2 separate regions of the Homo sapiens genome follow, and region 2 is linked to region 1. Evidence: read pairs that join two places in POLR2A ChIA-PET (ENCODE). Cell type or tissue: PC-3. All regions are shown on one strand.

Region 1 (2,500 bases):
GTGGATTGAAAAGAGGGTGAGGCCTGAGCAGGAAATTGGCCAGAATGCTGGTTGCCCAGGCCTGGCTCTTCCTCAAAACCCATGTGGGGGTTGATTTTCAAAGCTTTTCTCTTGCCGGGCCCCACCCACAGGAATTCCAATCAAGTACGGATGAGAGAGTCTGTCTGCCCAAAGAAACCTCGTGCTCAGCCTGGCTGAGGAAGCCTCCGGGGGCTGCTGCACCAGTCAAGAGAGGATTGGTGGGGGTAGGGTTGGGGGCTGACTTATGGCCATGGCAAGGGGGCTGGTAGGCAGGGGCGGACAGGAGAGGGCTTTTAAAAGGCAGTCTTTTCTAGCACCTGGTGACTGTTGGGCTGTTGGGGTGGAGACACAGAGGGGTGCCCAGCACTGTCCCAGGCTTCTGACATGAGGGGCAAGAGAGCTAGGAAGGAGGAGCGTCGGCATCACTGGAGTTTGGAATTTATGAGTCTATGAGGACATTTAGGGGCTGACATCTTGGAGGCAATTGGAAATGTGGTGTAGAGCTCCAGTGCACGATCTGGGTGGGAGGTCTCAGATGCACAGGTGCCAGGCAGTTGCAGAAGCTGTGGAATTGGGTGGAACTCTCCAGAAACAGCCTATCATGAGAAGAGGCTGGGAAGGACCTTGGGAGACACGGACATGGGGGGCAGTGGGAGGGGCAGGGGAGCCAGGGGAGGGGCCCATGAGGAGCGAATGAAGAGGAGGAGGAAGAGAGGGGCATGGTGTGACAATCTGGCCTGGCTGACCTGGAGTGTGGACACTCCCAGTCCAGAAAGCGGTTCTAGGAGGGAAACACATGTCGTCCCATCTTGTCCCATCTTCCATATAAGTCTTCAAGTCATTTCTGTGGCTCATGCCAGAAGATCCCTCAGAAAAGCAGGCGGCGTGAGAAGATGCTGTTCTCATCTCACCTGTGTGCCTTGGGGGGGTGGCTGGCATGGTCTTGAGCTCATAAGGTTCAGTGGTCCCGAGCCTCTGCCTCAGCTTGGCGCCTTGGCATGGGGAGGGCACTCAGGGAAGTTGGGAGGTGGCCCTCTCTTTCCTGGCTCCGCTGAAGGGCTTGGCGAGCTGTTCCATCCCAGTCCACAGACTCCTGCCTCATGGGAAGGCCCCATATTCTGGAGGTCAGTTGACAGCTGGTTACATTGTTTGCATGAACTGCGGACTGCATCTGTTTGGATGAATGCTGTAAAGTTAACTCTTCCTCCAGTTTGAAGCATTGCTTTGTGGGTAGAGGAATGTGAGGGAGGAGGGGACAGGAATGAATGGGTGGAACTTACCCGGAGCTGAGTAAACTCACCGTTGTTTACTTACCAGGCTGGGTTTCAGCTGCAGGGCACTCAATGCCAGCAGAAGCACCAGGATCGCAGGGTGTGGGCGGCCTGGGGTACTGGGCTGAGGAGTCACTGGTCTTCAGAAGAGAAGCCGTCAGTGGTTACGTATGTCCTAATACTGCCTGCCATTTAATACCACTTTTAGCTGAAACCAATCCTAAATTATAGTTAGGAGAGCACATGGACTCTCAAGTAGATGGTTGCAGTTCAGAGTTCAGGATTACTTTCAGGGCCAGATTCGCTTAACTAATACGGAGTTCAAACTAGGAGTCACAGGCCCTAGCTCTGCTGGAGTCCTGGTCCTTTGAGACTCTGTCTGCTGTTTGGTGAGTTATTTCTCTCTGGGCTTCAGTTAGGGGCTCTGTTAAACAAAAGGATTGATTGGCCTAGTGACTTTCACATTACTTCTCAGAGCCCAGGCTTCCTTGGAAGGCCCCCAGGGCTCTCAGCTCCAGCTCCCATCAGAACACCTCCACTTTCACCAGCTTCGCTTAGCCAGCTGTTACAACTTAATTTTTTTTTTTTTTTGAGACGGAGTTTCACGCATGTCACCCAGGCTGCAGTGCAATGGCAAGATCTTGCCTCACAGAAACCTCCGCCTCTCGGGTTCAAGCGATTCTCCTGCCTCAGCCTCCCAAGTAGCTGGGGTTAGAGGCATGCGCCACCACGCCCAGCTACTTTTGTATTTTTAGTAGAGACGGGGTTTCTCCATGTTGGTCAGGCTATTCTCAATCTCCCAATCTCAGGTGATCCACCCACCTCGGCCTCCCAAAGTGCTGGGATTACACACGTGAGCCACCGCGCCTGGCCAGAACTTCCTTTTGAAGTAGGCTTTCTGCAGCTCTAAAAAGGAGTTTGACAAACAACTTGGAGTAGATAATCAGTTCTGAGACTCTGTAGTGGCCAATTCTTGATAAATTTGGTAATTCATGTACAATTCTTTTGGGGGGCATATATTTTGATATTTGCCTTTAAAGATTAACATTCATTGTTCTGATTATGAAAGTAATAGGTACATATTGTAGAAAATACATCCAACTCTCAGGTGTCTCTTATGAGGATCCCATTCCTAATCCATTTTAATGAAGTAAGCTTCATGACGTTAGTAATAAATATTTTCAATAGCAGACCTGGGGTAGGAGCTG
Region 2 (2,500 bases), 130 kb before region 1:
AATTAGTGTTCAAAGCTTAAGAAAAGTTATTTTTTAAGCTTAAAATTGAGAAAATTCCATCTATTGGTATGATTTTTTTCCCTTAAGTTGGAAAAATCTACCAGTAGTTGATTTGTATAGTATCAGAGCATTGCAGTACAGTTTCGACACCACTTAGTACAACCTGAGAACTACTGGGCAGAGAAAAAATCACATGGGTGGCTAGACTCTAAAAATAATCTCTGAAAATTATATAGTGCTCAGAGAATTATATGACTCTTTGGAAAACAGTATTCTTAAATACAAAAGCATAGCTCTTACCATCTTTGTTACTGGTCTTTCACAGATAGTATTAGGTTTATATGAATATTTATGGCTTTTTACCTTTAGATTTACCTTGGTTTCCTGTAATTTTCTCTTCTCATTATTATCTGTTGTGACTCAGTCACTCAAGGTAATTTCTTAACTGAAGGGTTGTTTTGTCTTTTTTCCTTTGGCTTGGTTTTCTTTTTCAGACAGCTTTAAAATATGCCTCAATTAGTTATGGTATTATATTTACCATTTATATAAATAAATCTATACCCATAACATCTGCCACAGCAGTAAAATAGAGTGTATCTATTCAGGCTTACAGTCAGAAATAACTGCTGCAGGATCATTTCTTGCCATTGTTTTCTTTTTTTTTTTTTTTAAGACGGAGTCTTGCCCTGTCACCCAAGCTGGAGTGCAGTGGCGCAATCTCAGCTCACTGCAACCTCCGCCTCCCGGGTTCACGCCATTCTCCTGCCTCAGCCTCCCGAGTAGCTGGGACTACAGGCACCTGCCACCACGCCCAGCTAATTTTTTGTATTTTTAGTGGAGACGGGGTTTCACTGTGTTAGCCAGGTTGGTCTCTATCTCCTGACCTCGTGATCCGCCCACCTCGGCCTCCCAAAGTGCTGGGATTACAGGCATGAGCCACCACGCCCAGCCAGCCTTACCATTGTTTTCTTGTCAAACAAAGATGTCATCTTTCTAGATGCAAATCCTGGTGTTTCACATTATCACCATTTCTAGGGATCCCTCATGTCTTCAGGGAAGGTACAATTCATCATTCATGTAATAGAGATTTATTGAACACCGTCCAAACGCCAGACACTGTTCTGGGCATGGGGGATACAAATTAAATAGACAGGAATTCCTACCCCACGAAGTCAGGCATGATTAACAATAAAACTATTAGCTGGGCATGGTGGCGCACGTCTGTAGGCCGATCACTTAAGCCTCGGAGTTCAGGATTACAGTGATCTACGATTGTGCTACCACACTCCAGCCTGGGCAACATAGTGAGACCCTGCCTTTACAAACAAAATACAAAAACTAGCCAGGCATGGTGGCCTGTGCCTTTAGTCCCAGCTACTCAGGAGTCAGAGGTGGGAGGATCGCTTGAGCCCAGGAGTTGAAGGCTGCAGTGGGCCAAGATGGTGCCACTGCATTCCTGCCTGGGTGACAGAGCAAGACCCTATCTACAAAAACAACAAAAAAGTAAAGTTACAAAAAAATTAGAAGAACATACTGTGCTGGAGCAAGGGTAGAGGCCAGGAGACTAGTTGGGAGGTTATTGCCTTGATCCATGGAAAAGATGATCATTTAATTAGTGGAGGTGGTAAAAAGTAGATGGATTCTGGGTATATTTTTAAGACAGAACTGGCAAAGCCTTGCTTATATGGGGTATTTGAGAAAAAGAGGAGTTAAGGATGGCAGTAAGGATTTGGACTGAGCACCTAGAAGGTTGGAGTTGCTGTTTATTGAGATGTAGAAGATGGCAGGAAGAGCAGGTTGTGTGTGTTGTAGGGTGGGGAGTAGGGGGAAGGGAGCAGAGTTCTAATTTAGATCTTTAAGGTTGAAAAGATGTTTTTGACATCTATCCTAAAAGCAAAACTCATACTAGGAATTCTTTCCAAGCAGATCTATGTCCAGTGACATCAGCAATAACCAGGATCCTTGAGCTGGATCCTTGACTCATGGCTTCTTTTTAAACATGCTCCTTAGAGAGTACAATGCCCTCATAAAATACCTTCCTAGAATAGCCTTTTAATTTTAATTGTCCTTGTTGACTTACCATGGAGAAACACTCAGTGGACTGCCATGCCTATTTTTTTATTTTATTCTTGTTTGACATTCTTGCCAGTCTTTTCTCATGCTGTAACTAGGATTTTTGTTTTGTTTTGTGTTGTTTCCTTAAAACCAGGTAGTGTTGATGGCTTTAATTTGCTATATTTTCTCTCCACTGTGAGTGATAATCAGTTTTATTGACTAAGTTTCATTTATTTAAATTTGCTTGAAATAAGTTATATGCAATTAACTTTGGTCTAGTGAAAAAGACATCTGTACTAGTCACGTATCTACCAATAACTAATCATATAAGCTCAAATCTCCTGGTCTCCCTGAGTCTCCGTTTTATCATCTATAAAACGGAACAGTGTCACTGATGATCTAGCTTTACATGTACAGGTTTCTGTGGTATGCATTTGTTATCTTT

What was found. ChIA-PET counts read pairs that join two places held together with the same protein. Peaks named below come from ENCODE experiments on the same cell type or tissue, not always from the same donor. Only the 100,000 strongest peaks of a DNase experiment are listed, where the experiment ranks them.
Region 2: POLR2A ChIA-PET joins it to region 1 with 6 read pairs; 2 of 35 experiments call an interaction of 5 or more read pairs at or near these places.

Annotation. Positions count from the first base shown.
Region 1 is chr15:52,287,360-52,289,859 of GRCh38, reverse strand. The region is part of intron 1 of MYO5C (myosin VC); the gene reads left to right. Among named protein-coding and RNA genes, the nearest start is that of MYO5C, 7.2 kb to the left of the region's middle. In PC-3, no CTCF peak of the experiment used is centred here; DNase peaks (open chromatin) are centred at 49 and 1,259; H3K4me3 peaks cover 482 bases; H3K27ac peaks cover 2,500 bases.
Region 2 is chr15:52,421,722-52,424,221 of GRCh38, reverse strand. All of the region lies in intron 4 of MYO5A (myosin VA), which reads left to right. Among named protein-coding and RNA genes, the nearest start is that of MYO5A, 110 kb to the left of the region's middle. In PC-3, no CTCF peak of the experiment used is centred here; no DNase peak of the experiment used is centred here.